Regions from separate parts of the Homo sapiens genome. Here region 2 is linked to region 1. A link is a loop called in an ENCODE intact Hi-C map of the cell type or tissue named here. Cell type or tissue: IMR-90. All regions are shown on one strand.

Region 1 (8,000 bases):
TTATGGAGATCTCATAAAATAAGTTGTCATGTACTTCCTCTTTTCCAATTTTTAGTTTGTGTATGAATGCCATTATTTCTTCTTTTGATACCTGTATGCATTTGCTTATAAAGCCACCTGGGTCTGGAGCATTCTTACTGGAAGACTTTAAATTATAGATTCAAATTCTTTAATAAAGAAATATTCAGGGCCGGGCGCCATGGCTCACACCTGTAATCCCAGAACTTTGGGAGGCTGAGGCAGGTGGATCACCTGAGGTCGGGAGATCGAGACCATCCTGGCTAACATGGTGAAACCCTGTCTCTACTAAAAATACAAAAAATTAGCCAGGCATGGTGGCACATGCCTGTAATCCCAGCTACTCAGGAGGCTGAGGCAGGAGAATCACTTGAACCCAGGAGGTGGAGGTTGCAGTGAGCCAAGATCATGCCATTGCACTCCAGCCTGGGCAACAAGAGTGAAACTCCATCTCAAAAGGAAAAAACAAACAAACAAAAAAGGAATATTCAGGATTTCTATTTCTTTCTGTGTCAATTTGTCCATTTCATCTAAATTTTCAAAGTTAATAACATAAAATTGTTCATAAAATTTTAGTATTTGTAGGATCTCTAATAATATTCCCATTTTAATTATTGAAAATACGTATCATTTCTCTCCTTGTTCTTTATCAGTCCTGCCATGGGTATATTAATTTATTAGTCTTCTGAAAATACCAATTTTGAGCTTTTTTGGTTCTTTGTATGGTATGTCTACTCTATTTAATTACACTTCTATCATTATTATTTCCTTTGTTTTATTTGTTATTCATTTTCTAATTTCTTAAGATGACTTTGTTCAACAGGCATGGTGGCTCATGCCTGTAATCCCAGCACTTTGGGAGGCCAAGGTGGGTGGATCACCCGAGGTCAGGAGTTCGAGACCAGCCTGGCCAACATGGCAAAACCCCATCTGTGCTAAAAATACAAAAATTAGCCGGGTGTGGTGGCATGCACTTGTAGTCCCAGCTACATGGGAGGCCGAGGCAAGAGAATCACTTGAACCTGGAAGGCAGAGGTTGCAGAGAGCTGAGATTGTGCCACTGCACTCCAGCCTGCGCGACAGAGCAAGACTCTGTATCAAAAAAAAAAAAACGGGAAACAAAAAAGATGACTTTGTTCATTGATCTTCAGTCTTCTTTTCAAATGTATGAATTAAAACCTATAAATTCCCCTGCATCCCACAAGTCTTAATAGTTTGTATTTTTATTATTATTTAGTTGAAAATATGTTATAATTTCCATTGTGGTTTCTTCTTTGAGCCACATGTTATTAGAAAGATATTTTAAAATTTCAAAAAATAAGGATTTTCTAGTTATTTTTATTTGTCTTTTTTTTTTTGAGACGAAGTCTCCCTCTGTCACCAAGGCTGGAGTACAGTGGTGCGATCTCAGCTTACTGCAACCTCTGCCTCCCGGGTTCAAGTGATTCTCATGCCTCAGCCTCCCTAAGTAGCTGGGATTACAAGTGCCCACCACCATGCCTGGCTGATTTTCTGTACTTTAGTAGAGATGGGTTTCGTCACATTGGCCAGGCTGGTTTCAAACCCCTGACCTCAGTTAATCCACCCACCTTGACCTCCCAAAGTGCTGGGATTACAGGCGTGAGCCACCACACCCAGCCAATTTCTGGCTTAATAACATTGTAGTGAAAGAATATAATCTGTAGAATTTCAATCCTTTAAAATTTGTTAACACTTATGTCACAAAATTGCTTAAGTTTTATACATATTTTATGTGGTACTTCAAAAGACTATGTATTTTTTAGTTGTTATGCAGTGTTTTCTCTCTATTATATATATGTGTGTGTGTTTAATTTTGCTGTATTTTACTGTTTATGTTGTTCAAATATTCTATTAGTTACTGGGACAGGTGCATTAAAATATCCCAACATGACTATGAATTTGTCTAAGCCTTTCTGTGTAGTTTTTGCTTTGCATATTTTTAAACTATGTTTCTAGGTACATACAAGTTTAAAATTGTTATAATCTATCTGGTGAAGGAAGCATTTTGTCATTATAAAGACACCAATAATGCTTTTTACATTGTCTACTTTGATATTAAGATACCTACAACTGACTGGGTGCAGTGGCTCACGCCTGTAATCCCAGCACTTTGGGAGGCTGAGGTGGACAGATCATGAGGTCAGGAGCTTGAGACCAGCCTGACCACCATGGTGACACCCCACCTCTACTAAAAATGCAAAAATTAGCCAGGCGTGGGGGTGTGCGCCTGTAATCCCAGCTACTCAGGAGGCTGAGGCAGGAGAATCTTTTGAACCTGGAAGGCAGAGGCTGCAGTGAGCCGAGATCATGCCATTGCACTCCAGCCTGGGCAACAGAGCAAGACTCCATCTCAAAAACAAAAAACAAAAAATGAAAAAAAACCTACAACCAAATTTCTTTTGTGTTTGTATGATAGCTAAATCTTTCTCCAAATGTGTTTTTTAAACTTTCTGGATTCTTAAGTTTTACATGTCTCTTACAATTAACACTTTTATTTTTTAATCCAGTTTGATAATCTTTGTCTTTTAATTGGGATATTTAGTCCATTTACATTTAAAGTAATTACTGGTATGTGTAATTTTGATTCTACGTATAATTCTAGGTATTATTCAATATGTTCTATTTTTCCTACTTGTTCTGTTTCTTTTTCTTTCCTTCATTGATTTGTTCCAGACTGATTGAGAACTTTACAACAAATTTTTCTTTTTTGGGGTTGGGGGATGGAGTCTCACTCTGTTGCCCAGGCTAGAGTGCAGTGGCATGATCTCGGCTCACTGCAACCTCTGCCTCCCGGGTTCAAGTGATTCTCCTGCTTCAGCCTCCTGAGTAGCTGGAACTATAGGCACACGCCACCATGCCCAGCTAATTTTTGTATTTTTAGTAGAGATGAGGTTTCACTATGTTGACAGGGCTGGTCTTGAGTTCCTGATCTCAAGTGATCCGCCCATGTTGGCCTCCCAAAGTGCTGGGACTACAGATGTAAGCCACCGCGCCTGGCCCTACAAAAAAATTATTCTATTATTTTTCTCCTTATTACCTGGAAAGCCATATATTCCTTTAAAATATATACAGTAATAACCCTAAATATTAAGTGTGTCTTTTTCTTAACTAAATGTAATACCAATACTTTTATTTTTTTCCTGGACAAGAAACTTAGAACACTTTACACCATTTATTCCATGTCCTACTGACCCATGTTCCAACACCACTAATTCTATATTCCATCCTTATTGTTGCTTTGTGTTTTAATTCTTCATTTTAATTGCTAAAAATTATTATAATTATTGGCTTATGCAATCAATATTTATTTAGAGTCACCTACATATTTAACTCATTATTTTGTCCTTTGGTTTTTTTGTTTTGTTTTGTTTTTACTGTATCTCCAAGGCTGGATATTTTCCTTCTGCTATAAAAACATCTAATATTTGCTTTAGTTTGTCTAAAAAGTTATTTATTTTACCTTTTTATGGAAGGCTATATCAGCTGGTATAGAATTTCAGTGGCAATTTTCTTACTTTTGCTCAGTGCTTTTAGTATATTTTATAGTCTCCTACTTTCAATTGTTTCCATTGAGAAATCTGCTATATTTTTGCTCCTTTGAAGGTAATCTATCTTTCTTCTCTTGCTATTTTTACCATTTTCTCTTTGTCTTGGGTTTTCAGCAGTTTTACTATGATGTGTTTAGGTATTCGTTTGTGTATTTATCCTGGTTGGGTTTCCTAGGATTTATAGAGTCTTTGAATTATTTTACCAGCTTGCAAAATTTTGTCAGCCATTATCTCTTATTATTGCTGCTACCTCAGTCTCTTCTTCCCTTCTGAGTTTCCAATGAACGTATGTTACAGCTTTTCACTACAGTCCTATGCGTTGTATTATCATTTCTGATTTTTCTATTATTTTGTTTTTCTACTACATTCTGGGTACTTTCTCCTGATCTATCTTTTGGTTTACAAATTCTTGCTTTAATTGTGTCTCATCTGCTCTTAAACCTTTTTTTTTTTTTTTTTTTTTTTTGGTACCCTTTAATCTGGAATATCCTTTTGATTTGTTATTGAGTTTTTGTTGTTGTTGTTCTTGGTTGAAATTCTTAATCTTGTTGGATTTTTTTTTAATCTCTTTGACCTGAATAAGATCATTAGTTTGAAGTCAGTGTGCAAACTCTAACACCTGTAGCCTCTGTAGGTCTGTTTCTATTGTCTGCTGTATCTATTGATATTAGTTCATGTTATTTTACTCCTTGTGTGTCTGATTATTTTTTATTATGTGCCAGATATTGGATCTACAAAATGTAGAAATATATTTGAGGTCTGAGATGATGTTATATTTCTCCAGAGAGGATATGTTTGTTCCTGCCAGCTGCCTAAGTGCTCAAACACTAAAATGTCACCTAAAATCAATTTCATGGCTTGAAAGAATTAAAAGCTAAGCTGTAGTCTCTAGGGGTGCTTACTTCTGAATTACTCTTTTCCTTAAGGTCCTTCAGAGTTTTAATCCAGTGTGAGAAGAGTTCATCCACCAGGACTCCCATCCCTTGATGGAAACTGAGCACCAATCCCTGTCACCTTAGATCTTTGTGGCTTTCAAAATCATAACTCAGCATGTTGTTCTCTCCGCCTTCTGGTCTTGCTCACAGGGGAAAAACATACAGAAACTCCGGGCTCACCTCCATGGGCTTCCAAGCTTCCCCACCCTAGCTCAGTGTTTTTAAACATCTTATTAGTTCTCTACTGCTTTGAATCAGATTCTTAAAATGCTTTTCCCCCAGCTTTCTTAGTTGTCCTTAGCAGGAAGCTCAATCACACTTATTTAGTCTGCCATTACTGGAAATCTGATTTAACCTTTATGACAATTCTATAAAACAGATATTATTTCCATCTTACAGAGAGGAAACAGGTTGAGAATAATGAAAGAATGGGACCAATACAAATACAGCTTATTTTGCTAATTAGAGTAGGTGGTCTTTGGGTATTTGAATACTACCACATAAGTAGTCACCTTTAACAATTCTGGGGAAAGTGGGCCGGGCGTGGTGGCTCATGCCTGTAATCCCAGCACTTTGGGAGGCTGAGGCAGGCAGATCACAAGGTCAAGAGTTCAAGACCAGCCTGGCCAACATGGTGAAACCCTGTCTCTATTAAAAATAGAAAAATTAGCCGGGCGTGGTGGCGGACGCCTGTAATCTCAGCTACTCAGGAGGCTGAGGCAGGAGAATAGATTGAACCCGGGAGGTGGAGTTTGCAGCGAGCCGAGATTGTGCCATTGCACTCCAGCCTGGGTGACAGAGCAAGACTCAGTCTGGGGAAAAAAAAATCATGGGGAAAGTCACTCTCACCAAAAATATTTCTGTGATTGACCCTCTCATGGTACCTTATATTCCTATATTAAATTATCCCTCGAGATACAGCTTTGAAAGGATATGTTTAAAGATCTGTTTAACACATATGTAACTGGAGAGTGCTCAATCTTGGTCTTTATCTGCCGCCAAGAGCTTATCTCAACTGGCTCTCAGGTTGTAGAAATAGTTTTTATGAAGTGTGTACAATAGTTGGGAGCAAAAACAATTTTGCCACAGTTACTTTGAACATTTCTATAAAAGAGAGTCTTAGAGTAATATTATAACATAGTTGGAAATATAGTCAGAAGAGTGGGCTGGATCCTGGAGTTACGTAACACTTTGCATCAAATTGAGAACATGCTAAATTTCCACTACAAGGAATAGGACAAGGACAATAGACTTTATCTACGGGGGTTGGGATGCGGCTGGGAGTTGGGTTGGTTGAGAGAGAATCCCAGAAAAAAAAAAAAATCCCAGAAGGCTCACTGATTTATCTAGTTTTGTTTGTTGGTTTTCTGGCAGTTACTCTTATCTTTGACAGTTCTATCTATATTAAGCCCAGATTTCTCCCTTTCTACTGCAATTGTTTTAACCAAGTATTTTCCTTTCTTGTCAGGCTTCCTCTTGGTCCTTTTATGCCAATTTCCTCATAGCGTAGGTCCAGATTTCTCACTCTGAAGAGCTCTATTTCACATAGACCTTTTTCTAGGCAACAAATTCATGGCTTCTCCTCTGCTTCGGGAAGCCTTCCTCACCTTTCTCTATTCATCACCAACTCCACGAATATTCCTCTAAATGAGGCAAACTCTTTTCTGACCAATCCATGATGAACCAGTGTCTTTAGCATTCAGCACAAAGCCCATCAACTCTCACAGTCCTCTGAAAGCAGCATCAACATTTATTTATTCTTGGGCATACTTTCTACTTGGGTCATCATTTTTTTTTTTTTTTTGTATTGCTGTGCTATTCCTTGGGTATGTTTGAATGCATAACTACTCTTTGCTTTCAAGGGGGAGCTCCAAAGGGTGTCTTAAACAACAGTGCTTCGACCCTCTAAGCTCCCAGGATACAGGGAGTCAGCAACAATGATGAGGTCAAAATGCCATCCACTTTGGACTGGGGCATTCCTGCTATAAATATTTATGGAACACTGAGCTGAGGGATGTTCTTTCCAAAGTATAAGAGGATGTGGCTGTAACTCACTGAGGTCAGTTCATGGAGATAAAGGATTGTTTCAACCCCAGGTTGATGGACTAGCCTTAGCAGAAAAAAACAACAGACTTGCTTTTGAGAATAGGGGTAAAATGAAACTAATCTCTTCAAGGAAAATTACTGTAAAAGTCCTATAATTTCTTTTGTTTTTCTTTTTTCTTTCTTTCTTTTCTTTTCTTTCTTCTTCTTTTTTTTTTTTTTTTTTTTTTTTTTTTTTTTTTTTTTTTTTTTTTGAGATGGAGTTTCTCTCTTGTTGCCCAGGCTGGAGTGCAATGGCGTGATCTCGGCTCACTGCAACCTCCACCTCCTGGGTTCAAGCGATTCTCCTGCCTCAGCCTCCTGAGTAGCTGGGATTACAGGCACACACCCCCACGCCCGGCTAATTTTTGCATTTTAAGTAGAGACGAGGATTCACCATGGCCAGGCGGGTCTTGAACTCCTGACCTCAGGTGATCCACCCACCTCGGCCTCCCAGAGTGATGGAATTACAGGTGTGAGCCACTGCACCCACCAAGTCCTACAATTTCTAAAATGAGAAGATCAATGGGCTCTTTTAATTTAAGCACTAGGATCTACAAAGTTGCTAAAACTCAAAAGTTGGAAACAATTTTAATGTCTGATAGATAATCAGGACTAAGCAAATTATGGTATATCTGTATAGTAAAATATTATGTGGGCCTTAAAATTGACATTTTATATGATTTTAAATAAGATGGAAAGTGAATCTGTTTTAATATTAAGGTAAAGAATCTGAATAAAATGCACAAAGTCTCTTTGGAAAGATACACATATGAAAACTTTTAACAACTGTATTAATTTTGGTTAGGAAGAAAACTGTGTGATTGGCCGGGCGCGGTGGCTCACGCCTGTAATCCTAGCACTTTGGGAGGCTGAGGCGCGTGGATCACAAGGTCAGGAGATCGAGACCATCCTGGGTAACACGGTGAAACCCCATCTCTACTAAAAATACAAAAAAATTAGCCAGGTGTGGTGGCAGGCACCTGCAGTCCCAGCTACTCGGGAGGCTGAGGCAGGAGAATGGCGTGAACCCGGGGAGGCAGAGTTTGCAGTGAGCCGAGATCGTGCCACTGCACTCCAGCCTGGGAGACAGAACGAGACTCCATCTCAAAAAAAAAAAAAAAAAGAAAAAGAAAACTGGGTGATTGAGGTAGAAAGATCAGAAAGAGCCTCTTCACTCTATGTCTGTTTATTCTTTCCAAGCTTTAAAATATGTAAATATATTACATATTTTAAAGAAATTAAAATAAATACGTAAAATGAAGAATCAGGAAATATGTAGTATAGTTTCAACCGTACAAAAATATACATCGAAAAATATGTAGCAGGAACTATGTTAAAGTGTCAATTGTGACTTTTCTCTAGAATTATAGGGTTTTTATTCCTTCCTCTTATA
Region 2 (8,000 bases), 330 kb before region 1:
GCACGTGCTATAGTGGTCCCAGCTACTCGGGAGGCTGAGCTAGGAAGATCGCTTGAGCCCAGGAGGTGGAGGTTGCAGTGAGCCGAGATCATGCCTCTGCACTCCAGCCTGGGTAACAGAGTGAGACCCTGTCTTTAAAAAAAAAAAAATTATATAAGTATATACCTTCAACTAACCCCTTCAAATCCAAGGGAAACATGAGTCTGCAAAGCAGATGCACTGCCCAGATTGTAGCCCCCACTGGTACAAGAAGAGAGACAAGAAAGCCGTGACCCACCCACCCTCAGAACCTCTGAGAGATGCGCTTATGCCACCAGTCAGTGTGGACAATGGCTGTCACCCACCAAGCGGGTCACTGTGAGCAGCACTGGGGGTGTTGGTGGAGGGGAAGAGACCACAAATATGGGAAAAGTCCTCTCGGCAACCAGATGTGAAGAATAGGTGTTCCTCCAGCCCACTCCCCATCTGAGAGTTAGGATTGAGTAAAGTCATCCAGGAAAGTGGCATCACATCCTATGAGTACCTAACCAAGTGGAAAGCAGCCATTCCCCTCAGCAAGGGAGAGACACAGTTGGCAAGTGAGAACACCAGGGGTTCTGCCCGCCATGGTACTGATGGGTGTGTGCCTCGGGTGATGTAAGATGAGGCGCGTGGACGTGTACCTCCCTCACCCGGTTCTGCCCACCCTGCCTCAGATGGGCTGTTGCAGCATGCATTGTTTCCAGCTTTTGACTATGACAGATAATGCCACCGTCAATATTCTTGTGCGTGTCTCCTGGTGCTCGTGTGTACACACTCCTGTACCTAGGTGGAATTTCGGATCATGGGGTTGTTCTGGTTCAGGAGATACTGCCAAACAGGTTTGCATAGGGACAGGCCCACTCCGAGGGTATGTGTAAATGGGTTTGCTCATGAGAATGGCATTGATGTGAAGCGGGGATCTCTGGGCCAAGCCTAGGATGAGAAGCAGCTCTCTGCTGTGGGCAGCCTGCAGCCAAAGGCAGCCTGGCCCTACATCACTCCCGAGCAGAGCAGAGCCACGTGCCTGCTGGGCCTGCCCTACCAGAGACTCACAGTGCCAACTTTGGGGAGGCTGAGGGTCCATCTGAATGAAGAAAATGCCATTTCCTTACATGTGTGGAGCTGGCTGGGTTCGGAACGGAGCAGGATGTGTAAGCGCAGAGACTATCTGTAGATGTAGGCGTGGAGTTGTCCGTATAAATTAAGGTCCAAGCTGGGTGCAGTGGTGCACCCCTGTAGTCCCAGCCACTCAGGAAGCCAAGGCAGGAGGACTCTGCCTGTCCCAGGAGTTCAAGGCCAAGCTGGGCAACATAGCAAGATCCTATCTCTAAAAAGAATTTTTTTTGTATAAAAACACACACCAAACAAAAAGAACAGACACCAAACAGGAGGCCCCTCAAGAGTAGCTGCTTTAGATCGGGTGGATAATCTCTGAAGAGGCTGTTGTAAGGAAACGCAGTGTATGTAAGTGATATTAGTGTATGTACAGCATGTGTATGATGTCGTAACAATGTGCATGCTTAATACACATCTGCGGTGGTTTGAATATTTGTCTCCCTTCATTGCTCCTGTTGAAACTGAATCCCAAAGTGGCAGTATTGAGAGAATGGGCCTTTAAGAGGTGATTGGGTCGTGCAGGCTCTGCCATCATGAATAGATTAATCCATTAATATATTAATTTATTGGCCGGGTACAGTGGCTCTTGCCTCTAATCCCAGCACTTTAGAAGGCTGAGGCAGGAGGATTCCTTGAGCTCAGGAATTAGAGACCAGCCTGGACAACATAGTGAGATGCCATCTCTACAAAAAATCAACAAAAATGATCCAGGTGCGGTGGCTCATGCCTGTAGTCCCAGCTACTTAGGAGGCTGGGGCTGGAGGCTGGAGGATCACTTTAGCCCATCACTTTAGCTGCCATGAGCCATAATCGTGCCACTGCACTCCAGCCTGGGTGACAGAACAAGACCCTGTCTCAAACATATAGGTATATTAGACTGGTGGCTGCCATGAGCCATGATCGTGCCACTGCACTCCAGCCTGGGTGACAGAACAAGACCCTGTCTCAAACATATAGATATATTAGACTGTTGGCTTTCTAAGAAGAGGGAGAGAAACCTGAGCAAGCCTGCTCGGCCCCCTCACCATGTGACGCTCTGCGTCACCTCAGAATTCTGCAGAGAGTCTCCACCAGCAAGAAGGCCCTCACCGCATGCAGCTCCTTCACCTTGGACTCCACAGTCTCCATAACTATAAGACATGAATTCCCTTTCTTTATAAATTATCCAGTTCCAAGTATTCTGTTATAAGCAACAGAAAACAAACTAAGAGCGTCCCACCATGTGGACAAGAAGCAAATGGATACTTTCTGCCCAGGTAACAAAAACAGTTTGTCTGGTTAGCACACTCAGGGCTACTATCATTTGTTCTCCCAACTGGAAGATTCAGTTATGCTTCCTACATTCAGCTGGAGCCAGACAGTGTTTATCCTCAGAATAAAATCAGCAAAAACCAAACTGGCAGAGGCCAGAGGGAAAAGAGAAAGATGTTGAGACCAACGGCTTGCTTGGCACTTCACAACTAACTTCCCTCAGTGCTCACAACAATCTATATTAGGCAGGAGTTACCGCCCCTATTTTGCAAGCATGAAAACTCACTCACACTATTTTAAGGGTCTTATCTGAAAGCACTTGGCTAGCCAGGGGTGAGCTGGTGGCAACTGCAGGCCTGGCTGTCCTAGAGCCAGTGTCTCATCCCCACACAGGCCACCTCCCCCATAGCTAAGGGTACTTCTTCACCAATGCTTTATACACTTCTCAGTGGTAGGGTTGGATTTTTGTGTTTGTTTTTTTGAAACAGTCTTGCTCTGTCACCAGACTGGAGTGCAGTGAAATGATCATAACTCACTGTGGCCTCTACCTCCCAGGCTCAAGCAATCCTCCTACCTCAGCCTCTCAAGTAGCTGGGGCTACAGGTGTGCGCCACTACAACCAGCTAATTTTTAAATTTTTTGTAGATATAGGGTCTCACTATGTTGTCCTGGCTGGTCTCAAACTCCTGGCCTCAAGCAATCCTCCCACCTCAGTTTCCCAAAGTGCTGAGATTACAGGCATGAGCTACTGCACCCACCTAGTGGCAGTTTCTTTGTTTAGTTTTTATTATTGTAACTCTTATTGTGAAATGGTTTAAAACTCACAAGAAATTGCAGAAATAGCACACAGAGATCCCATATCCCCTTCACGCAGCTTTCCACAATGAAAATGTCTTCCGTAATCATAGTACATTGTCAAAATCAGGAAATCTACTTTGGCATAATACTCGGGGTTTGTTTTGTTTTGTTTTTTGTTTTTTGTTTTTTTGAGATGGAGACTCACTCTGTCACCCAGGCTGTAGTGCAGTTGTGCGATCTCGGCTCACTGCAACCTCCACCTCCTGGGCTTAAGCGATTCTCCTGCCTCAGCCTCCCGAATAGCTGGGACGGCAGGGGTGAGCCACCACGCCTGGCTAATTTTTGTATTTTTAGTAGAGATGAGGTTTCACCATGTTGGCCAGGCTGGCTTCGAACTCCTGACTTCAAATGACCCACCTGCCTCTCGGCCTTCCAAAGTGCTGGGATTATAGGTGTGAGCCACCACGCCCAGCCAATACTCAGGGTTTTTAACCTCAGCAGTGAGGTTTGTTAAGGATATCCTAAAGCTGTCTCCTTACATATTTTAAGTGTGGCCTAAAGGTTTTTCTGTACATAGTGAACTGTAACCTAACTGGATATGTAAACAGACTGTAACCTACATTTGTGCCAATCATTGAGTTTCAGCCAATCACAGGCAGCCAACTGTTGAAATCAGCTTTAAATAAGGCAATAAGCTGTAACCAATCCGGTTGTTTCTGTACCTCACTTCCATTTTCTGTATGTCACTTGGCTTTTTCTGTTCATGAATCTTCTTCTACCACTTGGTTGCACCGGAAGCCTCTCTGAATCTATTCTAGTTCGCAGGCTGCCTGACTCATGAATAGTTCTTTGCTTGGTTAAACTCTGTTAAATTTAGTTTGTCTAAGGTTTTTCCTGTAACAGGTTTAGGTCAAATAATTCTTTATTATGAGGATCTGTTTAGCAGCACCCAGGGGCTCTACCACTAGATGCCAGAATCACACCCTCTCCCCGATTGTGAGCACCAAAAAATGTTCGTAGACATAGTGATCACTTTTATTTTAAATCTTTAATAGATATATAATAGTTGTACATATTTGGGGCTACATGTGCTATTTTGATACCTGTACATGTGTGATGATCATATCAGGGTAACTGGGCTATCCATCATCTCGAACGATTATCTTGGTGTTGAAAACATTACAAATTTTCTCTTCTGGCTACTTTTAAATACACAGTAAATTACTGTGAACTATACTTTCCCTCCAGTACTACCACATATTAAACATATTCCTTCTATCTAACTGTATATTTGTACCCATTAACCAACTCCTCTTCATCCCCCTTCCCCTTCAGCGATCCCTTTTAAAGTACTACATCGCTTACATTCTGTATTCAAATCAGGGCTTTGGTTCCACAATTTGTAGGTGTAATACATACAGAAACACCACCATACAGTCATGCAGCAACAAAAAGTACAAGAAAATCCTCAGAATTGAACAGACATTTTCAAGCCACAAGGATAGAATTACCCTGTTTAAAAACCAAGAAGACATCTGAAGGCTGGGCTTGGACTGCAGTAGTTCTCAGTGTAAATAAACACTGCCAAAACCACATTCACAGAAATCTGTTAGTCATCCCTAATATTCCACCAGGCACGTTGCTCAAGCAAATGTTTCTTCTAATTTGTTGTTTTGTTTTTGTTAAGAAATAGGATCTCACTCTATCATCCAGGCTGGAGTCCAGTGGTGCCATCATAGTTCACTGCAGCCTCAAAGTCCTTGGCTCAAGCGATCCTCCTACCTAAGCCTCCTGAGTAGCTTGGACTACGGGTGTGTGCCATCAGGCCTGGCTAATTTTTAAAATTTTTTTATAGAGATGAGATCTTGCTTTGTTCTCCGGGCTTGTCTTGAACTCCTGGCCTCAAATGAACCTCCTGCCTCAGCCTCCCAAAGTGCTGGGGTTACAGGCATGAGCCACTGCACCTGGCCTCAAGCAAATCTTAAAACAGAGGTAAATGAGGTTTTTTTCTTTCACATTACTAGAAGGAACTGTTTAAAATTCCACATAATCACATTAAAATACACCATCCACAATAGTGGCTCATTCTTGCCACTGCTGTGTAGCTGATAAAGGAGCACTCAGCCCTATCTGGTTTCAGTTAAGTCAGACACTTTGGCCCAAGTCCCAAGAACCAACCTAGTCGGGGTTGGGGGCCTCATCAGGCCCACTGGCAAGTCAGGACCCTGCACAGGCAGCATCCCTAGAAAGCTGAGGGACTCCAGACACACACCTGGCGAGGCTACATTGCATTTTCAGACCCTGAAGAAATGACTTGGACATTTCAGTGATATTACAATGGTGGTCGATGGACTATTACTCACAAGGAAGCCATTGCACATGAAATTGGGTCTCCCTTGCCCTACAGTCCCAAACCTCTGCCAGCACGTAATGGTTAATGGACCACAGGCATCCACTGTTGCCTCTCATGCGTGTGCCTACAGAGAATGGGGCCAAATTGTTATAGAAACCCTTGGATCTAACAAATCTAACCAGATAGTACAGACTCCTTTTAAAAAGTTTTTTTGTAAAGTGGCAAATTATAGCTGGGTATACCAGACTCATTTTGTAAGATTTTCTGAACCAACTGGACATGGCAGAGTCTAAAGTGAAGGCTCAGAAAACTCTGCCTTTGACTTTGAAGCAGCCATCCGGGCACTTCTGCCCAGGCCAGAGTCAGCAGAGGCCAGGGAGGACAAGCCACAGCCTGGGCTTGGAGCCCCAAGGCAGGCGTTCCATCCCCCTCCACTGTCACATGCTCTAGATAGTGATGGGTCATGCCAGGCAGGGACAGCCCCTGGCCTCAGAACTTAATATTTTTACAATACATCTCAAAGGCATCATTTTCTCTGCCAGAAAACAAAAAACAAAAAAACAAACAAAAAGCAGTCTTCCAGGGCTCATTGCACCAATACATAAATTCATCTTTAATTACTTTGGTAAACAGCACAATCCAAAATAACTCAGGATTCTGGTTACAAAAGCAACATCTAGTTCAGGTGGGGTTTTTTGGGAGGGGTTGCGGGTGGGGGACTCACAGACCTTTCTAAATGTGTACTAAGTTATTTTATTTCCAAAGAACATATTGTGTGTTTCATTGTTAACACTTGTCTGCAATTTAATACCCAAGTATATTCACAGATATCGTGGGGACCTTCACACCCAGTTGGATCTATGCTTTTACAATCCTAATGCAGCAAATAGAAACTTACTAATCTTAGGTTCTGCACCTAATGGTGATCCGAGCGTCACAGGGGCTCTGGGTTTGCTGGCTGAAAAATGCAATTTAAAAAAATGCCTGAAGTCTGTGCACATAAACACGACTGCTGCTTCACCAGACTGAAAGGAACACAAACAGAATGCCTCAACCTACTTACAGTGGTTCTGAACATAAACTGACTGAATTTTTTTTTGAGACGGAGTCTCTGTCTGTCGCCCAGGCCAGAGCGCAGTGGCACGATCTCGGCTCACTGCAACCTCTGCTTCCCGGGTTCAAGGGATTGTTCTGCCTCAGCCTCCCTGGTAGCTGGGACTACAGGTGTGCACCACCACGCCTAGCTAATTTTTTTTTTTTCATATTTTTAGTAGAGAAAGGGTTTCACCATATTGGCCAAGCTGTTCTCGAACTCCTGACCTCATGATCCGCCTGCCTCAGCCTCCGAAAGTGCTGGGATTACAGGCGTGAGCCACCACACCCGGCCATTTTTTAAAAATAATGTAAAACGTATGGGAAGAAAAAGTTTCTGGGAAATAGTGAGCTCTTTCACCTACTAAGGGTTTAAAAAGATGCTGCCTCACCTGCACCAGAACAACCTCCTGATGACAAGGGTTCTTTACCCAAAGCTGTCAAGGGAGGAGCTGAAACTGCACATCCTCAGACCACAGCAAGGCAATCCCTTTAAGGGCTGTTAGTTTCCCAGGAACATAAAATTCTCATCTGCCAGAGTGGACGCTTCCTCAACCTGACCCAAGAGTAGCTACTTGTAGAAAAACCATCTGCAGGATGTGTTCATGAAATTTTCAACTTAAAGATGAAATGTTTCAAGCTTAGTTCATGAAATCTGTCTGCCCCACTCCTAATTCATCCAGATTTTCAGACTGAATTTCCTATTTCCAGCTATGTTAGTATGCTGTCGACTCTGTGGGAAATGACCTCAGGTAACAAGTTTCAAAGAACAGGACTTGACCAGTGACAACGATGGGAATGGGAGGAGTAACTACAATCGGAGAAATTATACCAGCCCAATTTCCTTAAATGTCTTATAAGTCACTTGAAAATGGCTTTGCCTTACCAGAAAAGTTTGCATATGTATATGCGTGGTTTGTATAAATGTGGAGTTTCTGGTTGAACTTGCTCTGAACTCATGACTTACTTAAATAGCCTTTTACTACTCCATTGATCTCACCTATTTGATTCCTCTAGTACCAACTCAGTAGGAAAATCTCACCAGCAAATCTTAAAAGGAAGCCCTTGATCTTTGCCATCTCAAACATCTTCATTTAGCTGACATGTGCCTCTGTTCTTTCCAAAAGTTTCCTGTTCACAGTTAACCAAAGTCAAAGAACTAAACTTCACAAAAAGCAAATGCAATGTCTACCAAAAAGATTCAAAAGAGTTGAAATCTGAATGCGCCTGAAGTTACGGTATTTAGCACTCTGACAATCAGACCTTGAAGGATTTAAGGATCAGTGACCGCTGCGTTCTGATGTCACCTCCCTGATCAGCTAAAGGGAGTCCAAAGAGGAACACAACAGTTCACAAGGTGGAAGGTGTC

The links. A loop is a pair of places that touch in the nucleus more often than their neighbours do. Peaks named below come from ENCODE experiments on the same cell type or tissue, not always from the same donor. Only the 100,000 strongest peaks of a DNase experiment are listed, where the experiment ranks them.
Region 2: a loop joins it to region 1, with 5 times the contacts of the local background. A loop is called at or near these places in 2 of 110 quality-filtered maps.

What each region holds. Positions count from the first base shown.
Region 1 is chr6:4,758,699-4,766,698 of GRCh38, reverse strand. It overlaps a transcript of CDYL not described here. Among named protein-coding and RNA genes, the nearest start is that of CDYL-AS1, 13 kb to the left of the region's middle. In IMR-90, no CTCF peak of the experiment used is centred here; no DNase peak of the experiment used is centred here.
Region 2 is chr6:5,091,356-5,099,355 of GRCh38, reverse strand. All of the region lies in intron 3 of LYRM4-AS1 (LYRM4 antisense RNA 1), which reads right to left. It also overlaps a transcript of LYRM4 not described here. Among named protein-coding and RNA genes, the nearest start is that of PPP1R3G, 10 kb to the right of the region's middle. RefSeq lists an enhancer at 3,780-3,829. In IMR-90, no CTCF peak of the experiment used is centred here; DNase peaks (open chromatin) are centred at 3,975 and 4,775; H3K27ac peaks cover 133 bases; H3K27me3 peaks cover 4,592 bases.